Linked DNA regions of Homo sapiens: regions 2, 3, 4 and 5 are each linked to region 1. A link is a contact called in ENCODE Hi-C or POLR2A ChIA-PET data. All regions are on one chromosome and are shown on one strand. Each heading gives the region's core, a stretch centred on a gene start or an enhancer-like site at or near the end of the contact. The rest is flanking DNA. Distances are from core to core; before and after follow the strand shown.

The links. A loop is a pair of places that touch in the nucleus more often than their neighbours do. ChIA-PET counts read pairs that join two places held with the same protein, here RNA polymerase II (POLR2A). Pooled maps may share reads with other maps.
Region 2: a loop to region 1 is called in a map of B cell, with 8 times the contacts of the local background. The contact joins the promoter of PSD4 here to the promoter of TMEM87B in region 1. A Hi-C loop is called at or near these places in 2 of 168 maps with a recorded cell type or tissue (B cell and naive thymus-derived CD4-positive, alpha-beta T cell), 1 of 37 single-sample maps with no recorded cell type and 6 of 50 pooled maps.
Region 3: a map of CD8-positive, alpha-beta T cell shows a loop between it and region 1 (5-fold over the local background). The contact joins the promoter of SLC35F5 here to the promoter of TMEM87B in region 1. A Hi-C loop is called at or near these places in 2 of 168 maps with a recorded cell type or tissue (CD8-positive, alpha-beta T cell and naive thymus-derived CD4-positive, alpha-beta T cell) and 7 of 50 pooled maps.
Region 4: a loop to region 1 is called in a map of B cell, with 21 times the contacts of the local background. The contact joins the promoter of BUB1 here to the promoter of TMEM87B in region 1. A Hi-C loop is called at or near these places in 5 of 168 maps with a recorded cell type or tissue (B cell, CD4-positive, alpha-beta T cell, CD4-positive, alpha-beta memory T cell and 2 more), 10 of 37 single-sample maps with no recorded cell type and 11 of 50 pooled maps. POLR2A ChIA-PET finds 5 or more read pairs at or near these places in 1 of 52 experiments (Panc1).
Region 5: a loop to region 1 is called in a pooled map of heart left ventricle, with 8 times the contacts of the local background. The contact joins the enhancer-like site here to the promoter of TMEM87B in region 1. A Hi-C loop is called at or near these places in 4 of 50 pooled maps.

Annotation. Positions count from the first base shown.
Region 1 is chr2:112,054,009-112,056,708 of GRCh38, forward strand. It overlaps TMEM87B (transmembrane protein 87B), which reads left to right and starts at 1,261. Exons shown (of 19, transcript NM_032824.3): 1 at 1,261-1,748. The coding sequence starts at 1,584. RefSeq lists silencers at 253-302, 503-1,232 and enhancers at 1,963-2,032, 2,063-2,402.
Region 2 is chr2:113,172,627-113,175,326 of GRCh38, forward strand. It overlaps PSD4 (pleckstrin and Sec7 domain containing 4), which reads left to right and starts at 1,345. Exons shown (of 17, transcript NM_012455.3): 1 at 1,345-1,428. It overlaps LOC124907872 (a long non-coding RNA gene), which reads right to left. Exons shown (of 2, transcript XR_007087197.1): 1 at 2,644-2,700. RefSeq lists enhancers at 1-187, 188-688, 918-987, 1,038-1,207, 1,828-1,917.
Region 3 is chr2:113,755,233-113,757,932 of GRCh38, forward strand. SLC35F5 (solute carrier family 35 member F5) reads right to left here and starts at 1,410. Exons shown (of 16, transcript NM_025181.5): 1 at 1,138-1,410; 2 at 222-312; 3 at 1-74. The coding sequence starts at 1,177. RefSeq lists a silencer at 1,336-1,565 and enhancers at 1,776-1,955, 2,136-2,185.
Region 4 is chr2:110,676,709-110,679,408 of GRCh38, forward strand. It overlaps BUB1 (BUB1 mitotic checkpoint serine/threonine kinase), which reads right to left and starts at 1,355. Exons shown (of 25, transcript NM_004336.5): 1 at 1,262-1,355. The coding sequence starts at 1,287. It overlaps LOC105373554 (a long non-coding RNA gene), which reads left to right and starts at 1,504. Exons shown (of 2, transcript XR_923189.4): 1 at 1,504-1,889. RefSeq lists enhancers at 611-1,531, 1,532-2,452, 1,965-2,024, 2,285-2,374 and a silencer at 1,055-1,454.
Region 5 is chr2:113,218,678-113,221,377 of GRCh38, forward strand. It overlaps PAX8 (paired box 8), which reads right to left. Exons shown (of 12, transcript NM_003466.4): 11 at 1,415-1,501. Among named protein-coding and RNA genes, the nearest start is that of PAX8-AS1, 16 kb to the right of the region's middle. Within about 2 kb of position 1,439, at least 11 of the 41 ENCODE cell types and tissues checked have a DNase peak (open chromatin) inside an H3K27ac peak, as active enhancers do.

The DNA.
Region 1 (2,700 bases), core at 11-2,510:
CGTTAACCTTCACAACACAATGCCTTGTGTTCAACTGGCCTTGGCCTCAAAGCACTTTCCTGGCACATTCCCTGAATTTAAAGAACGGTTTCCATACAGCTGAGAGGGTCGAGGCAGGGGTAAGTGTAGAAGACGCAAGAAATGGAGACACCCTGGGAACAGAACTCTAGACTGCACTCCAACCGTAGCACTTACTAGGCATTCGACTCCAGGACCTTGACACTCGCGCTCGCTGGCGGCGAGCCCCGCCTCCCCACTGCGCCTCATCTCCCAGACAGGCCCCGCCTCCCCACTCAGGCCCCGCCTCCCCACTCAGGCCCGTCTCCTCACTCAGGCCACGCCTCCCCGCCCAGTCCCGTCTCCGTACTAGGGCTTGCTCCAAGCCCTGCTTCCTCGCCCAACCTGGCCTCCCCACTACGGCCTAACCCCAAGCCCTTCTCGTCCAGCCCCGTCTCCACACTACTGCCTGGTCCTCAACTCCGCCTCCCCACTCCGACCCCATCTCCCTGACCAGCCCCGCCTTTACGCTCAGGCTCCGCCTCCCCGCCGGGTCTTGCCTCCAAATCCCGGCCCCGCCTCCACGCGGCCCCGCCTCCACGCGGCCCCGCCTCCACGCTCGGCCTGGCCCCAAGCTCTTCCTTCCTGGGGCACTCTGTCTCCGCACTCCGGCCTGGTCCCGAGCCCCGCCCCGCCTCCACACGGCCCCGCCACCACACGGCCCCGCCTCCACGCGGCCCCGCCTCCACGCTCGGCCTGGCCCCAAGCTCTTCCTTCCTGGGGCACTCTGTCTCCGCACTCCGGCCTGGTCCCGAGCCCCGCCCCGCCTCCACACGGCCCCGCCTCCACACGGCCCCGCCTCCACACGGCCCCGCCTCCACACGGCCCCGCCTCCACACGGCCCCGCCTCCACACGGCCCCGCCTCCACACGGCCCCGCCTCCACACGGCCCCGCCTCCACACGGCCCCGCCTCCACACGGCCCCGCCTCCACGCTCGGCCTGGCCCCAAGCTCTTCCTTCCTGGGGCACCCTGCCTCCGCACTCCGCCCTGGTCCCGAGCCCCGCCCCGCCTCCACAGTCCCGAGCCCGCCTCCAACCCTGCCCTGTCCCCACACCCAGCTTGGCCCCGAGCCACGCCTCCCACCCCGCCCCCACACTCCCGAGCCCCGCCTCGTCTCCACACTCCGGCGGCGCCTCCCTACCCGGCCCCGCCTCCGCGCTCGGGCTGCCAGCCCTCCCTTGCACGTTCCGGCTCCTCTTCTATCTTCACGCCCACGCTAGGCCCTGAGCCCAGCCTCCACGTCTCGCCGCCAACTCCACATCCTGGCTCCTATCTCTGCCTTCCAGGCATCTCCCAGCTGCACGCTCGGGCCCGGCTCAGAGCCCTAAGCCCTGCCTCCCGGTCCTGGCCGGGTTTCCCAGAACTGCACGGCGCCTCTCCGCCCAGGCCCAAGCGCGAGCCCCTCCTCCACACCCGAGTCCGAGCCCCGCGTCCCGGATTCGGACCCGCCTGCCTGGGGCGGTGCTGCACCAGGTGCGGGTGTGGCAGGCGTCTCGGAGCGCCAGGTGCAGCTTCCTGGTCAAGATGGTCGCCGCCTGCCGCTCGGTAGCCGGGCTCCTGCCACGCCGCCGCCGCTGCTTTCCCGCCCGGGCCCCGCTGCTGCGCGTCGCCCTCTGCCTCCTGTGCTGGACCCCGGCGGCTGTGCGCGCGGTCCCTGAGCTCGGGCTCTGGTTAGAGACAGTCAACGACGTAAGTGGAGTGTCGGGACCCAGGCGTGGCACGTCTCGGGCCGTCAGGGCCGTCGTGCGGCTTCGCTTGACCCCGGGCTTGTTCACCCTGCCTCTGCCGGGTCAGCACCGGGTCCCCTGATACCCTCCCTGAGCCTTTTGTCTGTTACAGCCGGGGAGCGGGGAGCGGCCCCTCCTCCGGCCCGACCTGGGCTGCAGGCAAGAGCCGTCAGGATTGCGCATGGGACGGCCCTCGGGTCCGAGCGCTCGGACTGTTACTGAGGGTCACCATGCCCGACGCCGTGGCCCTCATTCTGCTCTGACATGTTTTGGCTGGATCAGGAATCTCTCGGCACATCTAGCAGCATCTTTGGGATTCGACTCTTCCTGTCCGGATGCAGCCACAGTGGGCCACACCCCTGAGGCCGCAGGGAGGACTTGCCAGCGCTTCAGTTTCTGCATAAACTTAGAAAGCGGGTCTGCCGCTTCCTTAAAAAAAAAAAAGAAAGAAAAAATTTAAATGAGGGGGAAACGTGCAGTAGTCACCCTACCTCTATTTCTCTCTTCTTGAGTTCCTGAATTTCTCTACAGTTCCTGTCACAGTTCCGGGAGAGAGAGTGTGTGTGTAGGTGGGGCGGGACTTGTGATTAGGGAGTGCTTGAAAGGCGAATCTGGAGGCATGAGTGGGTGGAAACTCTTCTTTCCAAGGCAGGCTATTAGAAAACTTGGCGTCTGGTAATTAGAGGAGATGATGTGGGAGAGATGCAGGGGCAGAATTATGGAAAGTCTTGCAAAAGAGAGACAGGAAGTCTGGAAGAGGCATTATCTCCGGCTTCTCTGGGGTCAGATGACTCATCCAGCACTGTTTGGGATGGGTATTTTCCACATGCATGAAATAATGTCCAGGTTCTAAAGATGAGACTTATATTTTGATTTCCTTAACCAGAAAAAGAAAGTAGTTCCAAAGACTACAA
Region 2 (2,700 bases), core at 95-2,594, 1.1 Mb after region 1:
AGCCCACCCCAGCCTTTGGCCCACGCCACAGCTCCACCTCCCTTTCTCTTCCCCACCCTGCTCTGTATCACACGTGCATGTGGGTGGGTGACCTGCCCAAAGGTTTGAGCTCTCTCTACCTGCTCCCGTCTCTGCTATCAGGACTCTTGCCAGCGCTTCACCCAGTCTCAGGCTGCATAGGGCAGCGGTGCTGTGTGCCCACATGGGGAGGAGGCCATTTGGGCCCCAGAAGTGGAGAGTCTCGGGATCTGGGGCACGCAGAGTGTGGTGGAGAAGCAGGGTGCACGGGCTCCATGTTGGTATGTTCCTGTGGACTCTGTACCCTGCAGGGAGGGGTGCGGCTGTAGGTGAGCTAGAGCCCGACCCTCTCAACTCTGGGTCAGGGTGGCTGGTCCCCACTGCTGTGTGGACATGCAAGTGAGGGAGTCTCTGGGTCAGCTGGAATCATGAAGACGAGAGTTCAGGGAGGGTGGGAGTGGTGGAGCCTCAGCAGAGAAGTTGACGGTCATTGATGTTGAGGAAGTAGATTGTGTGGAGGGAGGAGAATGGCATGGTGTTTGCGCTCCCCACCAGCCTCACTTACACTTGTGGACACTGCGGCCGGTGTCCTGAGGACGTGTGTTGGGAATTCAGCCACGGGGAATGGAGGTCCCTTGGTTCATATAGTCACAGGCTCTGTATTCTAACCCCAGCTTTGTAATTTTCCAGCTGTGCAACCCTGGGCAGTGGCTTAGCATCTCTGAGCTTGCCTCCAGATCCGGATCTGTATGATGGGGTTATTAATGCTTCATAAAGTAGGTGTGAGGAGGGATTGAGGTACTATTGGGAGAAACTTTGTAACTAAAAGGCAATTGTATCATTTGCATTATTACCAGTGACATGAGACATAGTCACACAAAAATTGAAATGTCATTTGTTTTAAAACCAGAAATTGCCCAACTTAGGGCCCTCCTGTCTCTCACTGGGTGCCCTGCAGGGGACCAAGAGCCAGAGCAAGACTGAGAACCTGGGGCAGAAGCGCAGGGAGGAAGGAGGTGGGGCCTGCTTACCAACCAGGCCTCGGCCCCTTCCCCTTTCAATCCCAGGCCCCTGCATGGCAGGGAGAGGCCAGTTCCACCATGGCAGGTTCTTTCTAGGCTGGTGTGCAGGGTGGGGGCCTCCAAGGAGCAGGGGCATGGGGAAAGGGGCTGCAGGCGCTGGGCCTAGGAAGAGAGGCTCTTATCTTGTGGGCAGGAAGTGTGAGGTGTTGAGCAGCTAGGGAACCCTGGGGAGGCGGCGGGGAGCAGGAGGGGTGTGTGTTGTGGTGAGGAGGAGCGGAAGTCGGAAGCTCCAGCCGTCACAGCCACATTCACTGGGCAAGCCGACTGTGAGCCAGGAAGTGCTCTTGGGGAGCCCAGGCCAAGCCATCCATTCTTGGGTCCTTTGGAGGTGAGCTAAGTGGGTCTGCCTAGGTTGGGGCTGGTGGAACCTGTGGGAGCAGGGAATGTGGAGAGTCACATGTGGGTCCTTGTGGCAGGGGCTGGGGCAGGTGGGCAGGGGAGAGGCGAGGGCTCTGGCAGTGCCGTGTGCACCTGCCATGAGCCTGGGCTAGGCTAGGCCCCTCCTTCCCCCTTCCTGCTCTGTGTCCCGTCCCCCTCCTCCCTCAGCCTACCCCTCCTCATCTGACCCTTCTCTGATTCCCTGCCCTGGCCCCACGGACCTCTGTTGTTTCCCTTCCCTGGCTCCCCGCAGAGCCTCTGGAGGTCTGCAATAGTGAAGGGTGAAGGAAGCTCCTTGCTAATCCTCTTGTGAGTGTCACTGCGTCCCCAGTGACTGCTCTGGCTGAGTACCCAGTGGGGGCTTTTGTGGCCAAAGGTCCCAAGTGATTCTCGACCCTAGACTCTGGAGAGAGGGAGTCTGGAAGGCCTGGGTTTGGGGTGGGGGTGGCTCTGGGTGTGGTTGCTGCAGGAGCTCAGAGTCAACTTGGCCATCAGGGGGCTCCCAGCTTCATCTTGCCTTCCAGGACCATCCTGGAGAAGCTCGAGGAGAGGTAAGGGGACCCTCCTTACTGGTTTAGCTCTGGCTTAGGCCTGTTGTCCTGATGGGCAACAGGAACCACTGAACTCTCAAAGTGTGCCTGTGTAGGAAACTAAGGCCCACTGTAGTCATTATTGTTATAGTGAAGGTAGCTGCATGGAGGGAAAGTCCCCTGACACTGCCATTCCCCCCTTATTCCAGGGCCTAAAATTCCACAGTTGAAGTCACTCCTCTGCTAGAATGCAGGGAAGGGTGGCCTGTCATTAGCTGATGATAAATACTCCTCCGTTCATTGGACCTTGGACCAGCTTTAAAAAGTGGTCCCCAAGCAGGCCTGTCTCCCAGCTGCCTAGGACTCTAGAGCATCCCGTGGCCCCCTCCTCCTACAGACAAGGAACCGCCTAGCATGGGGATCAGAACACAGGCTGCTGAGCTCTTTGTTGGGGAAGGGGGAGAGACCCACAGAAGGGGTGAGGGATGTGGGGTGAGAGGACCCAGGGAGGAGAGGCCCAGCCTGGCCCCAGCCCCCTAGGGGTCTTTGTCCTCCCCAGGCAGCAGCTGTACTGGGTCCCCTTTGTCATTCTGTCCCTACCCCCGTGATCTCTCCCCTGGATACTCTCTGCCTACCTCAGACCGCCATCCTCTGCTCCCTTCCTGAGCCTCTGCTGGCCTCACCACAGGCCT
Region 3 (2,700 bases), core at 160-2,659, 1.7 Mb after region 1:
TTCGCCTGCGCTGAGTGAAACCACTGTTCTGGGAATTCATTCGGTTCATGACAAATACACACACCATTTGCAGTCTGTTTTTTAGAAAATACAGATCACATTAGAGATGATTTTAGAAAAACAACCATTAAAAATGAGAACATTAGTATAACAGAAACATTTGACTTTTGTTAGCTAATGTTCAGTGTGAAAGTTACATAGAGGATAAACGTGGAATCTACCTTGTCTTAAGAGCCCTTCTGAGATCCTCAAGAGCAATGCCGGAAAACTTGGCAGATCTCAGTCTAAAAGGAGGTGAAGAACTCAGCACCCCTAAAAACAACCATGAAATTATGCTATGAAAACGTGAATAACTCAAGGTAAGATTCATCACATCGTTTTTTACTCTTCATCTTCAAACTCAAAGCAAATCAATGAAAAGGACCAAAATGTGTTAAACATACTTGCCACCTTTCTCAGTACTTTCATGGTATCCACTGCACGCTTCAGATTATACTTAGAGAGATACGCGATACGGGGCGGGCAGGGAGGGGGAGTAATATACAACATACGGCACATTTAAGAACAGTTAACTACCAGAAAATAGCTTCTCTGAGTTTCACAAATACGGAACTCCATTCACCTCTCCATCCAGAGGAATCCATCCCTGGGGACAGCGTCTAGACACTGTTTCTAAAAGTGTCTTTTCTGTCCCTGATCTGCTGGAGTGGAATTTGGTTATCGGAGAGTAAGTGATTTGCTGTGGGTCTTGAAGGCACCTTTCCAATCTCTTCAAGTGGTAAAAGAAAAGGATTCTCCATGCTCCTCCACCCACCTCTATCAAAACATCCAGTCATTTTAAAAGAAACAGCTGGGAAAAGAAATCATCCTTCTGTTTTGGAGCGGGGAAGACAGTTAAGGCAGCGACGCCTCCCCGGGGAGCCGAGGCGAGGGCGCACGCACGGCTTCCTCAATTGCCAGCGGTGGGCGCAGGGCTCCGGCGCCCCTGTCAGCTCCCGCTCCCTCCGCCCCTAGAGACCTTCACGGTTTCGGTCAAGGCGCTCCTGCTGCCACCGAGGGCAGGAGGTGGTGCTGCTGGTGGGCACTCCGTCCCGGTTTGGGCTCCGGTGATGTCGGGGCCCTTCCCTGCCTGCCTACCTGGCCTTCCTGCCCCGCGATGGCGTCGTGGCGGCACCATGAGCGGACCGGTCAGGCCCCGCAGCCGCCCAGCGCCACGGCCGCGGCCTCGGACTCACAGAGCTGTCACCGCGCCTGACATCGCGCCGCACTGGAGGCCCAGCTCCTGAAGACGCGGTGCCCCTCAGGGAGAGGCTCCCGACACCACCCAACTCCACTCGGCCCAGGAGGGCGTGGAGCGGGTGAGGGGAAGGGACGGCACAGTCAGCTATGGCCGCGGAGGCCCGGAGATCTGCTCTGGCCCCGGCCCCGCCCCCGGCTTGCCCTCCGCGCGGCCCCGCCCCCAGTCCCCAGCCCGGAAGCGGTGGCGCGCGGGTGACGTCATAGGGGCGCGACGGCGGACTGCGCGCGGTCGCGTATGCAGCGAGGCTTGGCGGAGCTAGGGGAAGTAATGCGAGGCTCTGGTCGCCGAGCGAGGGCTCGCGGCGGCGAGGCGAAAGAAGAGAGAAGATAGGAAGAAGGGAAGTAGGGCGAGGTGGAGGAAGAAGAGGAAAGCGAGCGTGGGTGTCTGGGGCAGAGCAAAGGACGAGGGAGTGGCTAAACCTCCGCCCGCCTTAGAACGAAAGCTGGCCGTTCCGTTTCACAAACTGCGAACCTGAAACTTCGGATATCCCTTTCTCGATGACAGCCGAAACGCAAAGTGGCTTAGAGTACTTTTGATTCTTGAAACCTTTTGTATATAAACAAGATCTCAGCTCTAGGAGTTACAACCTACATCCTAGGCCAAGCTACTTCAACTTCTCTGGTCCTCGGTTTCCTTGTCTACGATAATGATAGTACCTGCCACATTGGTTTTTTGTGTGTATGCTAGGATTGCATGAGTTTACATATGTGAAGGACGTAGATCAATTCATGGCACATAATAAGAACCTCACAGACGTCAGCAATTTTTTGTTCGTTCGTTTGTTTTGAGACAGGGTCTTTCTCTGCCACCCAGGCTGCAGTGCAGTGGCACAATCACAGCTCACTGCAACCTCTGCTTCCCGGGCTCAAGCGATTCTCCAGCCTCAGCTTCCAGTGTAGCCGGGACTACAGGCGCAAGCCACCAATGCCCGGCTAATTTTTATATTTTTTAGTAGAGACAGGGTTTCGCCATGTTGGCCAGGCTGGTCTCGTACTCCTAGTCTTAAGTGATCCGCCCGCCTCGACCTCCCGAAGTGCTGGAATTACAGGCATGAGCCCTGCCAAATGTTGGCAGTTATTAAACTGTATAGATTTGTTCCTTAAATATTTTGACTATTCCATGAGAAAGGTTTGTCCAGCATCTTGATTTCTATCTACAAAACAAAAACAAGACTAAAGGGTTCAGTAATTTAACATCTTGGTCAGATGGCGTGAAGAAATTAAATTTTCTTACTCCTATAGTCGCGATGTAGTGTACCTCTTACCTTTTAAGTCTCGTTTCAGTGAAGTTGAATGCATATTCTAGCAACTAATAAAACAATACCAATGAACATTTTTTAATTGATCGAATCAGTTTCAAACTATCAGCATCAAACACCTCTAATAAGTCATTCAGAAACC
Region 4 (2,700 bases), core at 105-2,604, 1.4 Mb before region 1:
ACTGTTATATTTTATGTGTGGTAAAGGCAAAAAATGTATACAAACGTGCAGACATTTAATATATTATAATAATGTAAATATTTATATTTCCAAAAAGAAACTAGAAAAACGGTTACATGTGACAGAGTGGGACAGTAGTCAGGTACAGGAGTTCTCGGTAAATACTGTTCTAAATCTTCTTTTAGTCATATAAACGCATTGCTTATTTTTAAAACTAAAAAAAATAATAATTCTGAAGTTTGAATGTCTCTCATGTCTTATAGCAGAGGGACAAATCCCTATTTCAGAACCTTTCTTCCAAAATATGTCTAGTAGGCTCGCCCAAGGTAAACATTTCATATTCTAACACCAACCACATTTCTCTAGTAAAATGACCTAAATGCACTGTAATAGTAAAACATCCAGTTCATTAAAGCACATTAATCTTTAGTAAGTCAAAACAGGACCAGGAATATCTGCTTTACCTTTAAAAAAGGGGCGGGGGACTTCTGAAAGAAAATAATTTGCTGGCTAGGTTGAAGGTTACAGAAAAAGTCTTAGAGCAAATGGATTTTTGTTTTGACTGCATTTAACAATCTCGGTCTTCTGATCGCAAAGAACTGATAAAACGGACCAGTTTTACTTCCTGAACCTATGACTTAATTGTTTTAAATGCCTTTAAGTAACAGTCTGGGTAAATCATCTAAGTCATAAAACAAAGGCGTGGGAACTTTAAGTAAAAAGTGAGTGATGTTAGCAGGTTGGCACACATCACTCAATAATGAGCAAAGCTATTTTTTTTCAATTTTTTTTTCTTAAAGTACCCTGTATTCAAAGACTTTTAAAAAATAGCAGTGAGATTATGGATAGGAGAGCAACTTTAAATTCGTTCCCTACTGTAGTCGAATTGTTAAATACGTGACTTTGAAAACGTATCACAAAATCTAAACACAAGGTTCAGGATTTTTGTTAGGTTGAACTGTCAGGAGGGGATTCCTTACAAAGAATAAACGAGAGCTCTGAGGGCCTAACGAATTATCCAGATTGCTCCAAACGGCCACCGCGGCGCAGATGGGCGGACAAGCGCCGGGCCTCAGCGGAACCCAAGGTGCCGGAGCCCTCCCCGGCTCTCAAGCAGCCCACGGCCTTGCTGGGTGGGACACATTCCAAACCCAGGAAGGGGGCGAAGGGGGCAAAAGAAGGCAGGTCTGGGGCGGGCCGGGCCCGAACCCCAGGCGCCCCAGCCCCCTGGGCTTCCCCACCCCACCAGACGGACACTTACTGAAGGACATTTTCCGGGGTGTCCATGGCCAGAGGACGCTGGCCGGCAGCGGCCAAACCTGAACCGCAAACTAGAAGCCGCCGCCGATTCGAATACCCCGCGCAGCCGCAGTCGGCTCGCCGAACGTTTCAGGGCGCCTGCCCATTGGTGGCGGCGGCAGAAGGTTGGCCAATCACCGGGGCCGTTGCTCGGAGGTCAAGTCCCACCTCCCTCCCTTGAGCCAGTAGCTCCTCCCACTTCCCGTGGTTTTCGGTTGAACCGAAACCTGGCCGTTGGCTGAGCGAGCGCGGGGTGTTTGGGATGCGGCACGGCGAGGGGGAGCAGGCTTGGCTCGGGCGTAGGGAATTGGTTTTTTTGTTTTAGCTATCCAGGTTGTGACTGGTTTACATAATTACACGATTAAGCCATCATTGTAGGAAAGGCTTTGCAGGAGAAAAATGTCTTAACTGGAGGTCTTTGAGACAGAAAAACCCTGCCTCAGCCCTTGGGTCCTGAGAGTCGCGTTTCTTCTCCCCTTCGCTTAAATATGTAAACCAGAATCATTATGTTTGGTTCATGGAACGGAGGAAAAAAATCCGTGTGCAGGGTCGAGACTGTCGTGGCGGAAGCCGCAGCACCCGGGAGGCAGGTGGGGAGAAAAAACGGGACCTGCTGCCGGGGACCCCTCCCGCTTTCTGGCAGTTTTCTATTCAGCGTCCTCGGCTGTGAGAAAACATCCCAGATGCTGAAACCAATAGTCTTAGCCCAGAATCTCAAACGCCGTGGCAAAGAGGGAGTGACGACGGCCTGTGGAAAAACCTGAGGAGTTTTGGGCTTAGCGCCTTCATGTAGAGGGGACGTGGAGGCGGGGAGGGCGTTCTAGGGTCGGCTGCGTAATTATACGAGGCACTGGAAAGTGATGGGTTAGTGTCCTTGGAGTAGACCCCTGGGTTTTATTGAACTGATCTGAAAGGCTGGGCCCTGAGCCACACAGGGGACCTGTCAAACAGCTTCAAGCGGAAGATGGGGCTCACGGGACTGGACTCTCTCTGCAGCCAGCTGTAATTAACACAAAAGCAGAAGAGTTTGGGTAGATTATAGAATGCCAGCTTTGAACATCTTTTGGGGGACAGGGCACTCTGGGAGACCAAGTTCTTAGACACCATAAAATCAAAAATAGACACCTCTTTGTAGAGGAGTCCAGATGTCTAAAGAGGAAATATGTAATAGGCTGATGTTTCTTTTGTTTTTTGTTTGTTTGTTTTTTGAAAAGTTAAAATACTAAGTTTATAAAGTGAAAAAGTTACAGTAAGCTAAGGTTGACTTATTGGAAAAAATGTGCTTATACTATGGAATGAGACCACCACTTCTCCTGTTGTCCCTCCCAGCTTCTTCTCCACCACCTCCCCTTTTCCCTAGTTTATAAGACAGGAGAAAAGTGAGACAGCAAAAAGTTAGAA
Region 5 (2,700 bases), core at 189-2,688, 1.2 Mb after region 1:
CTGCATCTGCTGACCTTTAAGACAACACAAGTTAATCATTCATTTCTCTGGCCTATCTGATCATCGAAGATTAACTCCTCTCCAGCCCTATTTCCTCCTTCTCTGGCCTCACCTTTGAGTTTCTGGCCAGAATGAGAACAGTGGCTTCTTGCCCCTTCCCCCTATGGCTGCTTTGACCTTCAACACCCTCGTTGCAATAGGGAGAGGGCAATAGAAAACAATTGCATGTGGAACCCCAAAGAATCAAGTGCACTGAGAGGTCATTGGGATCCTCCCTAGCCTTGCCCAAACAGTGCCAGGACAGAGAGTCTTCTTTCTTAAGACCCAGGGAGATTAGACTGCTGAGGGGTCAAAGGGGATCTGGGCTTGACGGCCCTTAAGGTGAGGCTCTGCACACCTGCAGGATGGGCAGCCTGGGGAGGCTCAGTGGGAAGGTGCCTGAACCCTGGCATGTCTCATTGCCCTCGTCTTTTCTGGCTAAATTGAATGGAAAGCTGGGTTGGAGTTGAACTCATCTGGCAAACAGGGCCCAGGTCTGCCACCTTTCAAGTTATTTCTGGAATACAAAGAGGTAATGGGAGGAGAGGGGGTCTTGGGGAATGGATGGTTCCTAGCCTGCAATGGTGCCTGTGGGGTTGGCCATCCTTGGATCACTGCTTCTGTCTGGCTCCGGTTTGCTCTGATACACCCAAGGCCACCACTCAGGGAGGCTCTAGTGGGATCCCTCAAGTCCCCCCATTGGTGGGGTTTTGCTTTGCTGAAAAGCTTCTCTTCCCAGTTCAGGACCCCAGGACAAGAGAGGGGTGAAGAGAAGCCTGGAAGCTCGCTGAAGCTCACTCTCTGGACCTCGACCCTGAATACTGTCTTCATCTCAGGCTAAATATGGGGAATGTGGTGGAACAAAAGATTTCTGTTTAAGGGTTTGGTGCTGAATCATGAGTATTTCTGAGCCACTTAGATGGTTAATGGGGGCAACAGGATGGCATTCTTGAAACTGGCTCCCAGGAAGGAGGGCAGTTACATTCTGGCGGGTGCCCTGCGTCAGTGTCTGCACTGTGGGACTGTAAGCCGTGGAGGCAGGAGGTCCTCTCTTAGGCTTTTCTCAAGTCCTCCCTTGTCCTCCCCTTCAAGGCCTGAGCCCTGAATCTTACACAAAACAAAGATTTAAAAGACATGGGCTTGAGAAGCAGGAGGGAAACGAATGCCTGGAAGCCTCTGGACTTCTGCCCTCTTTCCCCAAACAACCAGGTACACTGCCCTCCTGCTGCCTTCTTCCATCACAAACAGCACCATCTCCCAGGCCCTCTGTATAATCTGAGGACTCCCAGCTTTCAGGTAACCTTTGACCCACCCTTGCCCCCCACCACTCCATCCATCCTGCCCAGCAGAGGCCTGGGCAGCCCCAGGGACTTACTCAGCAAGCTGGAGTTGGGGAAGCGCCAGGCCTCGCTGTAGGAGGAGTAGGGGGTGTGGCCATAGGCATTGCCAGAGTATTCACTTCCTGTTGGAGGCACACAGGGGAGAGGCCTGTGAGGTGAAGGGCATCAATGCAGGGCTGGGGTGTGGGAAGGTCTGCAGGGCTGGCAATGGGCAAGCTCAGGAATGGTTGGGGAGACAGTTGGAGCCACGGCAGGGACAATGGAGCTCAGAAGGTCCCTCTGTCATCCCTTTTGGAACCCATCGATCTGGAAAATTTGGGGCAGTGTCCTTTTCCGTAGGTACTGGAGGCACTGGCTTGACATACTACAGCCCTCCCAGGAGGCCCAGAAGGTAGATGTTATAACTACCCCCATTTTCCAGATGAAGAAACTGAGCCTCTGGGATCTGCGGAAGCTCCCAGAGCTGGAGGGTTTGGTGGAGCTGGGAAACTGTGCTGTGAGTGTAGGGCCCAGGGACTAACTGCTCCTTCTGCTGCCTGGACCTTCTGGAGAAGGGCTCTTCTGGGAGGGCCCCACAGCAGGGGTATGGGGTTAGGGGCCAAAGAGGACATCCATATATATGAACCTTTTAGCCTCGCTAGGTATGAGTGTGTGTGTTTGTGTGCATGGGGGGCTGAGGGGAGGTGTGAGGGTTAAGGATGGGAGAGGAGGGAGAGCCCCAGAGGGCACACACCCTCAGGAAGCTGTGTCCTGGGACTTGGAGTAGTTTGTTGTTCCATCCTGAGTCTGCCGCTTTAAGCAAACTCAACGTATAAATTTACACAAAGTAAATCAGATCACCTCCTTCTGTTAATGGATTCTTGAGTTTTCCAAAGGAATTATTTACCGAAGAAATTACTTAAGAATTCCCTTACATAACAAAAACAAAGTCAAACTGATCACCACAGCTACTACCGGTGCTTGGTAAAGAGCTTAAAGTTTGTAAAGCACTTTCCCATACATTATGATCTTTTATTCTCAAGACTACCCCATGAGGTACTCATGGATACTACCAATTTATAGAAAAGGAAACTGGAGTGCAGCATGATTAAGCAGTTTGCCTCAAATCACACTGTTGTTAAATGTCAGAGTAGAACTCGACCTTAGGGCTCTTGACTCCAAATTGCAGATAATCCCTTTATTCACTTATGCGATAATTCCATTTACAAAGCTAGATTCCTGCCAACCCTGAGACTCAATGAATGTCCACCCAGCCTTTCAGAAACTCACCTACGATTGGGAGCTATGTGGTTCTGAGTCTCCTTCCCCAGACTCTTTGGAG